Linked DNA regions of Homo sapiens: region 2 is linked to region 1. The links are chromatin loops, found by intact Hi-C in ENCODE. Cell type or tissue: dorsolateral prefrontal cortex. All regions are shown on one strand.

Region 1 (8,000 bases):
TTGGTCACAACATATGTTGATTATTTTAAAGTCTTATGACTGATTTACTGACAACACTCTTACCAGGAATTCTGAAAAATGAGTAAATTCTTCAAAATGAGTTGTATTAGTTCTCACACTGCTAATAAAGACACACCCAAGACTGAGTAATTTATAAAGAAAAAGAGTTTTAATGATAAAGAGGATATCACCACGGATCCCACAGAAATACAAACTACCATCAGAGAATACTATAAACACCTCTACACAAATAAACTAGAAAATCTAGAAGAGATGGATAAATTCCTGGACACATACACTCCCAAAACTAAACCAGGAAGAAGTCGAGTCCCTAAATAGACCAATAACAAGTTCTGAAATTGAGGTAGTAATTAATAGCCTACCAACCAAAAAAAGCCCATGACCACAGCCAAATTCTACCAGAGGCACAAAGAGGAGACAATACCATTCCTTCTGAAACTATTCCAAACAATTGAAAAGAAGGGACTCCTCCCTAACTCATTTTATGAGGTCAGCGTCATCCTGATATCAAAACCTGGCAGAGACACACACACACACACACACAAAGAAAACTTCAGACCAATATCCCTGATGAACACTGATGCAAAAATCCTCAATAAAACACTGACAAACCAAATCCAGCAGCACATCAAAAAACTTATCCACCATGATCAAGCCGGCTTCATCCCTGGGATGCAAGGCTGGTTCAACATACACAAATCAATAAATGTAATCCATCACATAAAAAGAACCGAAGACAAAAACCACATGATTATCTCAATAGATGCAGAAAAGGCCTTTGATAAACTTCAACATCCCTTCATGTTAAAAACCCTCAATAAACTAGGTATTGATGGAACATATCTCAAAATAATAAGAGCTATGTATGACAAACCCACAGCCAATATCACATTGAATGGGCAAAAGCAGGAAGCTTTCCCTGTGAAAACCAGTACAAAACAAGGATGCCCTCTCTCACCACTCCTATTCAACATAGTGTTGGAAGTTCTGCCCAGGGCAATCAGGCAAGAGAAAAAAAGAAAGTGTACTCAGATAAGAAGAGAGGAAGTCAGGCCGGGCACGTTGGCCCATGCCTGTAATCTCAGCACTTTGGGAGGCCGTGGCAGGAGGATCACGAGGTCAGGAGTTCAAGAACAGCCTGACAAGATGGTGAAACCCTGTCTCTACCTAAAATACAAAAAAATTAGCCAGCCATGGTGGCAGGCACCTGTAATCCCAGCTACTCAAGAGTCTGAGGCAGAGAATTGCTTGAACCCAGGAGGCGGAGATTGCAGTGAGCCGAGATCACGCCACTGCACTCCAGCCTGGGCAACAGAGTGAGACTCCATCTCAAAAAAAAAAGAAAGATGAAATCAAATTGTCTCTGTTTGCAGACAACATTATTTTATATTTAGAAAACCCCATCATCTCAGCCCAAAAACTCCTTAAGCTGATAAGCAACTTCAGCAAAGCCTCAGGATACAAAATCAATGTCCAAAACTCACAAGCATTTCTTTACACCAACAATAAGCAAGCAGAGAGCCAAATTATGAATGAACTCCCATTCACGATTGCTATAAAGAGAATAAAATACCAAGGAATACAGCTACAAGGGATGTGAAGGACCTCTTCAAGGTCCTCTCTTATTTCCAAACCACTGCTCAAGGAAATAAGAGAGGACACAAATGGAAAAAATTCTATCCTCACGGATAGGAAGAATCAATATTGTGAAAATGGCCATACTGCCCGAAGTAATTTATAGATTCAATGCTATTCCCATCAAACTACCATTGACATTCTTCACAGAATTAGAAAAACCTACTTTAGGCCAGGCGCGGTAGCTCACGCCTGTAATCCCAGCACTTTGGGAGGCCGAGGCAGGCAGATAACCTGAAGTCGGGAGTTCCAGACCAGCCTGACCAACATGGAGAAACCCAATCTCTACTAAAAATACAAAATTAGCCAGGCATGGTGGCACATGCCTGTAATCCCAGTAACTCGGGAGGCTGAGGCAGGAGAATTGCTTGAACCCAGGAGGTGGAGGTTGAGGTGAGCCAAGATCGCACCACTGCACCACTCTAGCTTGGGCAACAAGGGCGAAACTCCGTCTCAAAAAAACAAAAAACAAACAAAAAAAAAAAACTACTTTAAATTTCATATGGAATCAAAGAAGATCCTGTATACCCAAGACAATCCTAAGCAAAAAGAACAAAGCTAGAGGCATCACGCTACCTGCCTTCAAAGTATACAAGGCTACAGTAACCAAAACAGCATGGTACTCATCCCAAAACAGACATATAGACCAATGGAACAGAACAGAGGCCTCAGAAATAACACCACACATCTCCAACCATCTGATCTTCGACAAACTTGATAAAAACAAGCAATGGGGAAAGGATTCCCTACTCAATAAATGGTGCTGGGAAAACTGGTTAGCCATATGCAGAAAACTGAAACTGGACCCCTTCCTTATACCTTATACAAAAATTAACTCAAGATGGATTAAAGACTTAAATGTAAAACCCAAAACCATAAAAACCCTAGAAGAAAACCTAGGCAATGCCATTCAGGACATAGGCATGGGCAAAGACTTCATGACTAAAATGCTGAAAGCAATTGCAACAAAAGCCAAAATTGACAAACGGTTTCTAATTAAACTGAAGAGCTTCTGCAGAGCAAAAGAAACTATCATCAGAGTGAACAGGCAACCTACAGAATGGGAGAAAATTTTTGCAATCTACCCATCTGACAAAGATCTAATAGTCAGAATTTATAAGGAACTTCAACAAATTTACAAGAAAAAAATCAAACAACCCCATCAAAAAGTGGGCAAAGGATATGAACAGACACTTCTCAAAAGAAGACATTTACACAGCCAACAAACATATGAAAGAAAGCTCAACATCACTGATCATTAGAGAAATGCAAATCAAAACCACAATGAAATAACAATCTCACGCCAGTCAGCATGGTGATTATTAAAAAGTCAAGAAACAGATGCTGGCGAGGCTGTGGAGAAACAGGAATGCTTTTACACTGTTGGTGGGAATGTAAATTAGTTCAACCATTGTGGAAGACAGTACAGTGATTCCTCAAGGATCTAGAACCAGAAATACCATTTGACTCAGCAATCTCATTACTGAGTATATACCCAAAGGAATATAAATCATTCTACTATGAAAACACATGCACATGTATGTTTATTGCAGCACTATTTACAATAGCAAAGTCATGGAACCAACCCAAATGCCCATCAATGATGGACTGAATAAAGAAAATGTGGTCCATATACACGATGGAATACTATGCAGCCATAAAAAGGAATAAGATCATGTCATTTGCAGGAGCTTGGAAGAAGCTAGAAGTCATCATCCTCAGCAAACTAACACAGGAACAGAAATCCAAACACCACATATTCTCACTCGTAACTGGGAATTGAGCAATGAGAGCACATGGACACAGGTAGGAGAACAACACACACCAGGGCCCGTTGCGGGATGGGGAAAAAGAAGAGGGAACTTAAAGGATGGGTCCATAGGTGCAGCAAACCACCATGGCACACGTATACCTATGTGACAAACCTGCACTTTCTGCACATATATCCCGGAACTTAAAGTAAAATAAAATAGATAAATAAATAAATAAAATTAGATTAAATTTTAAAAAAGAAGAGGTTTAATGGACTCACAGTTCCACATGGCTGGGGAGGCCTCACAATCATGGTGGAAGCCAAAGGAGGAGCAAAGGCATGTCTTATATGGTGGCAGGCAAGAGAGTAGGTGCAGGGAAACTGCCCTTTATAAAACCAGCAGATCACATGAGACTTACTCACTGTCACAAGAACAGCACGGGAAAACCCCACCCCCATGACTCAATTACCTCTCACCAGGTCCCCCCCCACGACACTTGGGGATCCAGCAGACACCACCACCACTTCATCCCACTTCAAATGTGGTCTCCCATGCTCGAGAAGCAGTACTCACCTTCTGGTCTGCAAAGCGCCATCCTGGCATAATTTGCCTTGGCATTTGTCTTTTAACGAGTATTTTAAACGATCTTTTAAACGAATATAATATCTTTGGAAGCCCTTATTTGCATGTATTAGTTATGATATACCTAATAAACATTCCACCACTCTAATTTACCAATCTTTACCAGTTATAAAAGCAGAAACTATAATCATGTCTTTCAAAATAAGCCTTGGGCTGTTTTGTAGCAGTGAAATCGATAGTTGTACTTAACCTAAAGAACCTGTGAGAATCCCACTGCAGTGTTGAAATTTAACAATTAAGCAATACTATCCCTGGCTTTCATCATTGAATTTCACAAAATATGTTATTTGCTGGGAAAACAGTTGAATCGGCCTGATGACGTGAATAATCTCAGGCCTGACAAGGATATAGCTGTATTATAATTCCTTAGTGTCCTTAAATGTAAGCTACTTTTGCAATTAATACTAAATCTAACCTCGCTTTTTCCGTAATTTCTATAATTTCATCTGAACGTAGTAACAGGTTAGCAGGGGGCCACCAGCCTGGGCGCTCTCGGTGTTATACTGTCCTCTCGTGGTAAATATGGAGAACTGCAGCCTGACGGCTTTTTCCTCTTTCAGTTTCCTGTTCCATTATTTTGCCGTGCTATACATATCCTTGTAAACTGCCTTAAATTCTTTCTAGGACACAGCAAAATCTAAAATAAATAGATAAACAAATGTATAAGATGAGAACTGTTGACTAGGAGCTTAAAACATGGGTTGGAAAACCCATCTGCTTGGGTTCAAATCCCAGCTCTTAAAGCCCAGCACAGTGGCACGCACCTGTAGTCCCAGCTTCTTGGAAGGTTGAGGCAGAAGAATGGCTCAGGTTCAGGGGAAAAATAAAAAATGAAAATTCCAGCTCTGCCACTTAATCAGCTGTGAGAACCTGGGTTATCTACTGGGGTGGAGATAGTCTCTCTCTATGCCTAGCTCCTCATCTGTAGAATGAAGATAACAATAGCCTGCATTGCATAGTGCTGATATACCTCCATGGCAAGCACTAGGAACAGAACTACTACTCCTTCTCAAAAACAAACAAAAAACAAAAAACCAAAGTGAGAGCTTTATCACCTAAAAGGTCAATTACAGCTTATTCTTAAATACAGTGGAACAGAAGTTCTCTGGGACCTACAGACCACTTCCCCACTGTGTCCAAATTGGACACAGAGTGCAGAAAACTGAAACTGCAACCCAGCTGAGCTGTGATTGTGTCTTTTTTCACTGGAAGAAGTAAATCATAGAATGTTAGTGTTGTACATTGGACTTTGGAGCACATTCCGTTTGGCCTCCTCATTTTACAGTTGAGGAGTTTGAGGCCCAGAGAAGTGATAACTCAGTTCTCCCGATGCATTTCCATGATGCGATCACTGCTTCATGCTCTGAGTCCTTGTAAACACAGGAATTTCCAGGAAGAGGAAAGGGCAAAGCTGTGATCAACCAGCCATAGTTTTCCCAGCCCTAGTTTTCCCCATGCAGCTGCAGAAGTCACCGTGGAATGACCCACGAGCAAGGCCACAGGCACAGACACTTCGGGAGCTGACAGGAATAGATCTTTAGAGACAGGAAGGCTTTCCTACCCAACCCCACCATCAATTTTTTAAAAGCAAGCATTTCCCACAAGGTAAATATAAGAACTAGTCTGGTCAAAGGATAACAAGGCAGTAGGTACTGGAAATTCCGGACAATTTGTACTACTCAAGCTAACTGCAATGCAAGACAGGCTCTGGAACTTAAGGCAAAGCTATTATGTCCGGCTCTGCCACAATTTTAGAATCCGCGTCCCCTGTAGTGGACTGTGATGCACCACCATGTTCTGTCCTCAACAGAGGTTGTCCTCTGACAACCCTCTCTGAAAACTGCCCTCAGCTCAAGAAGGTTGCTTTGTTCAAGGTCAAGCCCCCCAGTACTTAGTCAACGAGAAAGTGTAGAGACTCAGCACTCCCAGAGTGATGGGGGACCACTCCAGAGCCCCTGGGGTTCTGCTGAGGCCCTGCTGAGATTGCATCACAGCCCAGCTGCCCCCTCACCTGAGTATTATCCTGAGGACACGCCCAGAGAGATGTCCTGCACATTCATCTCTACTCAGAGCCTGCTTGCCAGAGAAACCAAATCAACAGCCCTTTTCTGATATAAAATCTCACACGTCACTCTTCTTGACCTGTTCGGGTTTTGTGGGGTTTTTTGTTTGTTTTTGTTTGGTTGGTTGGTTTTTTTGAGGGGAAGAGGATCAATTTAAAATAAATCCATTGTATACTTAGCCTCTCCAATCTGAGAAGAGAGTGTGCTTTATATCTGGCAAAACCTGTTTAAAATGCTGTTTCCCGATTGCTACCACCTAAATTATCCTCCGTGTAAATGGCTGTTTCTCCCCAAACCTAATTCCAATGGATGGAACGTTTCTGTTCCCCCAAAATTCACACGTTGAAATCCTAACTCCCAAGGTGATCGTATTTAGGAGGTGAGGCTTTTGGGAGATGATTAGGTCAAGAGGGCGGAGTCCTCGTGATTGCGATTAGTGCCCTTGTAAAAAACCCCAGAGAGCTCTCTCACCCCTTCAGCTACGTGAAGACACAGCAAGAAGATGGCTAGGCCTTCTATGAACCAGGAAGCAGGCCCACCCCCAGACACCAAATCTGCCAGCACCTTGATCTTGGGCTTCCCAGCCTCCAGAACTGTGAGAAATAAATTTCTGTTGTTTATAAGCCCCTCTGTTTACGGTATTTTGTTATAGGAACCTTAATGGACTGTTGGAAATTTTTATTTAGATTTCATAATTAAAACACAAATACATAGTCATTATAAAAGTATGACCTTTTGATCCGCCATCCCCAGGGGGCCCATGCCACTGTTTCCAATCTGGGTCCTCTCCAGATTTTGATACACACTCCTAGGTAGTCACGTCTCCCCTCCCTGCTTTGAAAACCACTACCATCTGCATATCAACCAGTCAAGATTTTGAACATTAACTTCTTGCAGTCTATATTATAAAACCCTTTTTAAAATTTTTCCAAATATAAAATACTATTAGAATGTTTTGTGAAACATCCTTGCTCAAACACCTTAGTTTGAGGGCACTAACTAACACCCAGTTTGGAGGGAAATGAAACCCACTCAAAGGCATTTGAGGAAGTGGGAGAAGGGACTTCTCCAGGGCAAGCAAGAGAAGTGTTTCAGAGTCAGGAAAGGAAGCTATTAACGTAACTTGCAAGAGAAAGCTGCAGCATTTACAGTAATTTCATCGAATTTTAAAGTAATCAAATCTGAATTTTATAACATTTGGCATGAGGTCATTTATGTATAGGCTCATGAGGAAGGCCTAAACTGAATCCCCAATCCTCAAGAATTCTAAAGTGAACACAACAGTTACCGGGAGCCCAAAATTAGGCCACTGCAGATTTTAGGGCATATGGTCATGTCCTCCCAGATACCAGGAGTTATACTTCGAAACACAGGGAAGCATAAAGTCAACTCAATTCTAATGCATCACTGGTGTTGAAATGTGCTTTGGGAAGGCAGGAAATCCATTCTAACGAAGAGCAAAAAAGCCCACCAAAAAGCCAACTTGGGGTTTGTCAAGAAATGATATACTTCACTTGGCAGAGGATAGTATCTTCCAAAGATTCCTGCTGGTTGTTGAAGGATTGTTGATTACACATTTTTGAACAAGGAAACTAGAACACTGAAAATGCAAGCCTACCTACTTGGGAAATAAAAAAAGTTATTTCAAGAGAAAACAAACTCTTATTACAAGGATAATGAGAAAAGTCAGCGTGGGGAAAACGTTTAAGAGGGGCAGGAACAACAGCAAGAACAAAAACTATTGGTAGCTAGATAAGAAATGTCAAAAACAATCACAGGCTGGGTGCAGTGGCTCATGCCAGTAATCCCACCACTTTGGGAGGCTGAGGTGGGTGGATCACTTAAACCCAGGAATTTGAGACTAGCCTGGGCAACATGGTGAAAC
Region 2 (8,000 bases), 770 kb before region 1:
CTCATTTCTCAAATAATAGATTTAACTCCATCCAAACCAATGCAAATCAGCCCTGTGGTGACAGTACATATCAGCTACAGAACGTGCAAATGACCTGAAAAATTAATGTCTTACAAGAAACTAGACAAAAGCAAAACTTTTTTATTTTAGGGCCAATTCTTTGCTAAGATTATTTATAATATTAATCTATGGAAAACAGCAGCAGTAGAAACATTACATACTGATTATTTGAATAATATTGTGAAAAATGTGCCCAGAAATCAGGAGTCTGCAAACTGCAGCCCACACACCAAATCTGGCCTACTACCTGTTTTTGTAAATAAACTTTTATTGGAACACATCACACCCATTTGTTCAGTTATGGCCTACATATGTCTATGTAGCTATTTTCACACTATAAAGGCAAAATTGACTGAAACTACAGGGCCAAAGCCTAAAATATTTACTATCTGGCCCTTTACAGAAACTATTTTTCAACTCCTGCTTTAAATCAACCTTTTATCTTTAATTTTTGAAAATCAAATTATAACAAAACATTTTTCCTAATACTAAAAGCCACATTTCACATTTAAAATTCATTTAAGCATCTTTTAAATATCAGCTATTACAGGCTTAATATATAACCCCAGAAATCTATTAAAATTATTATTAGAGGCCTTATCTTTTTAGAAATGAAAAACATGCTATGTCACCATTTAATTTCAACACTAGATGATATACACTTAATATGTACTATTAACTTACACAGTCTGGAACTTTCAGTCCTCTTACAGTTACGTACAGTGTTGATGGGTAATGATTTCTTGGACATTTTGACCACCATTCAAATGCCTCAACAACACTTAATGGGGATCGAGGCTTAGTAGGTGGGTAATATAGCTGCAAGCGAAGTTTTGAGTTGATGTTTGCATTTCCATTGGCTCCCAGAAGCTTAAAATAAGAATTCATATAAAATGTTACCTTCATTGAAAATAAATATATCCAATAAAGCAATAGCATAAAGTCAGAAACATTTTTAAAAGATTAATATGGCATGCTGAAATTTCTTAGTTTTAAAAAGCAAAGAACATTAAATAGTTAGTTAAGCACACTTCCAGATCATTTTTGACAAAAGGTAGCCCAAATGGCTTTTAAAATATTTTCCTGATAGCTCTCTTTTCACGTGTACAACAATTTCAGACTGTCGGTACAGCATTTACATTACTGTGCCAGATTTCACGCTGAACAAAGGAAGTGATCAATACACATGTTTGAAATAATTATGATAAAGACTAAACTGTATATTTACACAAGACACAAATCTTCCATTTGTTTAATATCAGTATTTTTAATGGTTAAAATTTTATGTTTTAAATTTTTAAAAAGTTAAAATCATTTCAAGATAATTAAACTCATTCAAGCCATTCGTTACATTTTTTTCAGTATTTTAGTATATCTTCTTTCAAAGGTCTATTTTTAAAACCCTATTAAACAAAACTTATATTTAAGCTAACTAAATGGAGGTTTTTGTCTCTTTTTTTGGGCAGAATCTCGCTCTGTTATCCAGGCCGGAGTGCAGTGGCAAAATCTTGGCTCACTGCAATTTCCACCTCCTCTGGGTTCAAGTGATTCTTGTGCCTCAGCCTCCCGAGTAGCTAGGATTACAGGTGCATGCCACCACACCTGGTTGATTTTTGTGTTTTTAGTATAGTCAGAGGTTTTGCCATGTTGGTCAGGCTGGTCTTGAACTCCTGGCCTCAGGTGATCTGCCCACCTCGGCCTCCCAAAGTGTTGGGATTACAGTTGTGAGCCACCACGCCTGGCCCTAAATGGAGATTTTTATGAGAAACATAAAAATCTTACCAACTCAGAATACGTTCTCTTTCATTAGACCATGACTCAAAATAGGAAATGAAACGTCTTTCTAACCTTTATGTCTTCTGCAAATTAGGAGCAGAAAGATAGTTTGAACCCTTTGCAACAGTTCACACAAAACATGAAGTATCTTAAATTAGAAGAATAAGCACTGAGTGCCCGGAAGGTATTTAACAACTGTTACTTGTAGACTCATGTAACTTAATATCTTAAATTAGAAGAATAGGCACTGAGTGCAGGGAACACATTTAACAACTGTTACTTGTAGACTTATGTAACTTGGAAAGTAAAAAAAAACAAAGAGGCAAGAAAGGCTCTAAGATAGTATTGTCCAAGAGAGCTTTCTATAATGATGGGAATACTCTAACCAATTTGTGCTAACCAATACGGAATCCACATGTGGCTACCCTGCACTTGAAGTATGGCTAGCACAAATGTGAAAGTAAATTTTTAATTATATTTAATTTGAATTCAAACAGCCATGTGACTTGTAGCTACCAAAACAGTGTAACTCTAAGTTCGTAAATCTGGGAGAGTGGACAGATGGTGGTACCACCAATTGAAGTGGCAGAGAGAGTAGCACGGATACTCAGTTTGGAGGAATCTGACATATCTATAAGTCATCCAAGCTGAAATGTCCAGCAGGTGACTGAATTTACAAATCTGAAGCACAGGTGAGAAAAGTGGTTCCAAGAAAAGTGGGTTAAAGATGAAACCATGAGTAAGACTGATATTAAGGAGGTAGGTAGAAGACCATGAAGGAAACTCAAAGAATGGTATAAGAAAAATTAGGAGAGGATGGTGTCAAGAAAACCAAGGTAACAGAGTTTCAAGAGTGTGATATGTTAAATGCATAGATGTGACAAAATAACTAAAAAATGTTCAATATATTTAGCAAACAGAAATCACTAGTGATTTGGTTGGAGAAGCTTTAGTGGCAGAGGCAAAATTCAGAACGTTGTTCAGGAATGATAAGTTAAGGAATGATGCATCAACAAGGAAAAAGAGATGGCAAAATATAGCCCATCTTTTCCCCTACCCCTTTAGGAAAGAATGTAAAGACAATGGAGGTTATAAGCTGAGCGGGTGACATTGTGATTAGTGTCAAATGACACACAGGGGTAAAGAACCATTCCCAATTGAGTAATAGATATGTTCAGTCATTAAATCATAAGCACTCGAGACTCCCTTGATAAACTCTCCTACAGCTCCCCAAAGCTTATCACGGTAATTTTAAAAAGATATTCCCCAGCTTCTAAATCATACTTTCCATAGATTAATTTAAACAGGCAATTTAGTTTACATTAATACGTTGCTTAGCCTGAGTAAACAACTAAGATTCAGCCAAGACCCTGCCATTATGGTTATAAATTATATAATGTAGAGCTCAGATAAATAAGGCTTTATTACTTTTTAGTTTAAAAGAATAGCCACATATATGTACTAAAAGAACTGAAAGTACCTGAGAATCTGAGGCATAGCTGAGAATTAGGATAAAGTCTCATTTGAATTACTGTAATAACTTAACAATTATCCAAGACATCCCTCGTACCAACAGGATAGGTAATAAAAGATTTAAATTTTAATTGTCTTCATGCCACTTCCCTTTTTTTTTGAGATGGAGTCTCACTCTGTCACCCAGGCTGGAGTGCAGTGGTACAATCACAGGTCACTACAACTTCCATTCCCTGTGTCCAAGCAATCCTCCCCGCTCAGCCTCCCGAGTAGCTGGGATTACAGGTGCACACCACCACATCTGGCAAATTTTTGTATTTTTAGTAGAGACAGGGTTTCACCATATTGGCCAGGTTGGTCTCAAACTCCTGACCTCAAGTGATCGGCCCACCTCACCTCCCAGCGTGCTGGGATTACAGGAGTCAGCTACTGCATCCGTCATGCCACTTTCTTGAAGATGAATTTTATCCTTGCCACTCTTTCTATCATCAATGATTAATTCCCTCAATATATATTCACCAAACACTTTCTATGTGACATTAATATGCTGGGAGCTGGTGATATTATAGCATGGAGTTTCAAGAGAGTGACATATTAAATGCAAAAAGACCTAGTAAAATAAGGACTAAAAATGTTCAACATATTTACCCAAAAGAAGTCATTGGTGACTCTAAAAAGCTTACAGTCTAATGAAGAAGACAGGTAAGTGTTAGAAGACGTGAAGCACATAGAATACCTTACTCTTTCTGGGGGGTGGGGATGGGATAAGAATTCTTGACTGCCATTTTTGCCAATGGCATAAGATGAATAAATAAATAAAAATCCATATAGTACTTAGAGGTAGAAATGCCCTGAAATATGTTACTGCTTCCTAAGTGCAACTTACAGTAAATTCTGCAGGTCTGCACAAATCTTAGCATAAAAGAAATGCAGTTTCTAATAAAACCACACGATGGCACTGTTTACTATGTGAAAGTGAGTTTTTTGCTTTTTTTTTTTAATGGCTTTTTTTCTTTGCTCTAAATCAGTATGGAAGGTGTTATGGAAAAAGGCATTAACAGATTTATAAAAGGGTGATCATCGATAGCACACTGGACCAGGTGATTGCTAAGGCCACTCTCAAATTACTTACTCACCATAGCCAACCTGGTGGCTGTTCAGCCCTTTGACTATAAAACTTCTAAAATCTCTCTCTAACCTCCAATATGGATTAAATGTCTCAACTGGATTTTAACAGCATCTGTTCTATAGCACATAATAATGTAGGTAACAGGTCTGTATAGAAATTAAATTGGAGGGCAGCTATATACAATGTCTAATTTATCTATGAATGTACTGAATTTAGCAGACTGTCTCACATTTTATAGATCATATTTGTTGAATGAATGGATTCACAAATGAAAATGTTTTTATAAGATGGTACAAAATAATTACTCAAGACTTTTCATAATTTAAATTGATGTTTGAAGGAAAAGATAATTACAAAATTAAAATATCCTTTTTTAAACATCAATCTACGCCTTTCATCTTTGCTGAAACATCTCGTCAAAGACATCCTAGTCAGAGACACCTAGTCAAAGACAAATGTACAAAGACATTTTTTACCTAGACTACTGTTAAGAATTTCCTAATGTGATTTTCAAGTATCTACATTTGCTCCCTCTAGAATCTGTTCTCCACATAACAGAGTATATATCTTTCTAAAACACAAATCAGATTATTTTATTCTTTTGTTTAAAATCCCACAGTGGCTTCCCATTGCTCTTTAAATTCTATAATGGCTTCCTCTTGCTATAATGACTGAGAAGACCTCATCATAATTAACATCCCGTTGACCTTAGCAACCTCTTCATGCACCATTCTTCTCCCCTTAGTCTCTGTCCTCCAATCTTGGTGGCCTTCTTTTGATTTTCTGAATTAACCCTGCTCCTTCAAATATCAGGGTTTTTGCATATATTGTACCCTCTACCATAGACCATTTCTTCCCCACCGGTGGCAATGTGTCTCTTCCTCAGGAATGTTTTCCCTGACCCCACAGTTCATCATCCATCCTATACCTCTTTACGATATTTATAAAAATTTATAATTAAATGATAAATTGTGAAATCAATTGTTTTATGTTTGTGTTGCTGGAATATGAAGTCCAGGAGTTCAAGGAATTTGTCATCTTTGTCCACTGACAACAGTAGCTGGCACATAGAAAAGTCTTAATATTTTTTGAACTGAATAAATAATGGCATGGCTGTTTGTGTCTTTTTTAATGCTACATCCTCAGAACCAAATAGTGTAACTGGCACATACTGGGCCATCAATAAATATTTAAGAATCTGAATGAGCATAACCTGAGCTTGAATTAGTAACTCTTCATCCCTACAACATTACCTTAGATTCTAATTCCTTATATGAGACCAAACTGATTTGGGAGAAAGCAGCCAACTAAATTTGAAGACTAGTTTTAAAGTGTTTAAAATGGATGAAAAACATACCTTAAGAAATGCCCAGGCAATTTTCCGAAAGCCACATTCTTGGTTTTGAACCTCAGAATTATTCTTAATTTCATCCACGCTTAAGAAATCAAGAATCTGCAAATAAATTCACAGAAGACTAAGCTACCTAAAATTTAATATTTTCTAATGGTACATTATTAAAACTTTAAAAAATCATTTGTATAGTGCTTAAAAACATTAACCTTTACAGGGAATAAAAACATTTTTATCTCATTTCATTCACCTTAAAGTTAACTCATTCAGTTAGGGAGGGTCCATTTTCTGACTATTTTATCTTTCATTAATAAATACTATGATTTATTTCAAATCCAAAGCAAAGTGTTAATCACCTCAAATATAACCTAGGTACAAATATAATAGGCATAGAATTCTTAAGCTTTCATTGTTTTTTATGTATCACAGCAGACTTTAAAGGATTGTTTGTTTAAAAAACTCACAACCCTATTTCTGGGTCTTTGTCTTGGATCACCTTCCTGAAGTTGGGGTTTTTCTCTTTGGATGTATGTTATAATTAGGCTTCTCAAGAGGATTTCTTCCATTCCTCTATCCTGTCTGGACATTAAAGCTCATGGATTTGCAACCAACCTGCCACAGAGATCGTATTCTAGATATTTATCAAAGGCTATCACTTCAAACTTACTGGTGCTTATTAAAAGCTCAGCTGCGAAAATGAGATTTTTATAGAAAGAAGACTGCTTAAGAAATGATACAGACTCCAATCATCTGTGCTTTTTGGATACCTAAATCTTTTTTACAGATATAATACATGCTCAGTGAAAACATAATATAAAAAATATATAGATCCAAAGTAAAAACAACTTGTAATCCAGACCCATAGATGGTCACCATTAACATCTAGTTTGCAGGCCAAATCTTTTTCTGTGCATTCCTAAACATATGTGTGGAACTACAAATCTAATAATGCTATTTCACAAATTATTTTCATATAGTATGTAGTGAATATCTCTTCATGTCAATACATACACATGAATACCGTAATGTTAATGACTGCCTACTATTCTGTCACAAATACCATAAATTTAACAAAAATTATAACTTATTTAACCAAATCTCTTACTGATCTAAATGTAGGTTATTTTATCTCCCTAAAATTTTTGCTATTATAAACAGTGCTGAAATAAATATCCTTGCACACACATCTTCACGGACTTGTCATTTTTTTCCTTAAGATAAATACCTAAGAGTAAAATAATGGTTTTAAAGACTGTGAGACATTATCAAGTTGTCCTCAACACTTAAAAAACTGAGATCAAAAAGCAGTTGCATAGGCAATAACATATTACATTAAAACTTAAGAAGCAACCAAAAGCGTTTATAATACAACAATCTATCCTTCTTCATCTCTTAATACTAAAATGAATACAGAAGAAAATTGTAACAAATGACAAAGTTTGAAGACAAAAAATTCCTTAAGATACAAATTATATCAATTTTTCAACAATAACAGCTTTATGTAAATCACACACAACATAATCACAAATGTAAATATTGGAATATTTGTATCATAAATACAAATAGACAACCTGAAAGTCAAGGATCATAAAAACAAGTAATTCTACAAAATGAATCTTCGGCACTGGTTATGCCAAGTCCCCTGCTGTTCCCATGCTAAACTTCTCCATCTAGCTTACACTGGAAGGGGGCTTTCTCTATTGTCCTTTGCTTATGGAGACAGAACACATGATAGAGTAAAGAAATGTGGTATTCTAGGTTCAAACTATCTGCAAACGCATTTTTTTTAACTTAAAATTCGAGTAACTTTGGGGAAATCACTTTTATTCCAAACCTTGTTATCATTTTCAGTAAGAAAATTATATAATAACAACTAGTCAGCTCAAAAGCCATGTATTCCATAAAGCTTTCCCTGACTCCACTGACCCGCCACTAACCCTTCACATATAAGTTCTACATCATTTTTGGTTACATATTAAACTGCATTAACTGATCTGTGTACATTTATCTTTATTTATCCAGGTGGTACACATATTCTTAGGGTGCCTGACATGGTTAAATGAGTTTATGCTTTGTGAAATGGGTTTAAAATGGAGAAATGCATTCATATCGAGTGGATTCATCACTTCACTACAGTTAACAGTCACAGAGCTGTTGTAATTATTAAATTATACAAAGTAGGCCAAATGGTTAAATAGTAAACACTCAGCA

The links. Peaks named below come from ENCODE experiments on the same cell type or tissue, not always from the same donor. Only the 100,000 strongest peaks of a DNase experiment are listed, where the experiment ranks them.
Region 2: it touches region 1 in a loop (5-fold over the local background); 36 of 110 quality-filtered maps call a loop at or near these places.

What each region holds. Positions count from the first base shown.
Region 1 is chr6:136,221,850-136,229,849 of GRCh38, forward strand. No RefSeq gene overlaps it. Among named protein-coding and RNA genes, the nearest start is that of MTFR2, 24 kb to the right of the region's middle. In dorsolateral prefrontal cortex, CTCF peaks have their summits at 4,550 (motif pointing left) and 4,755; a DNase peak (open chromatin) is centred at 4,552; H3K4me3 peaks cover 890 bases; H3K27ac peaks cover 1,248 bases.
Region 2 is chr6:135,447,546-135,455,545 of GRCh38, forward strand. AHI1 (Abelson helper integration site 1) reads right to left here. Exons shown (of 29, transcript NM_001134831.2): 11 at 5,796-5,891; 12 at 745-930. Among named protein-coding and RNA genes, the nearest start is that of AHI1, 46 kb to the right of the region's middle. In dorsolateral prefrontal cortex, CTCF peaks have their summits at 4,267 (motif pointing right) and 4,471; no DNase peak of the experiment used is centred here.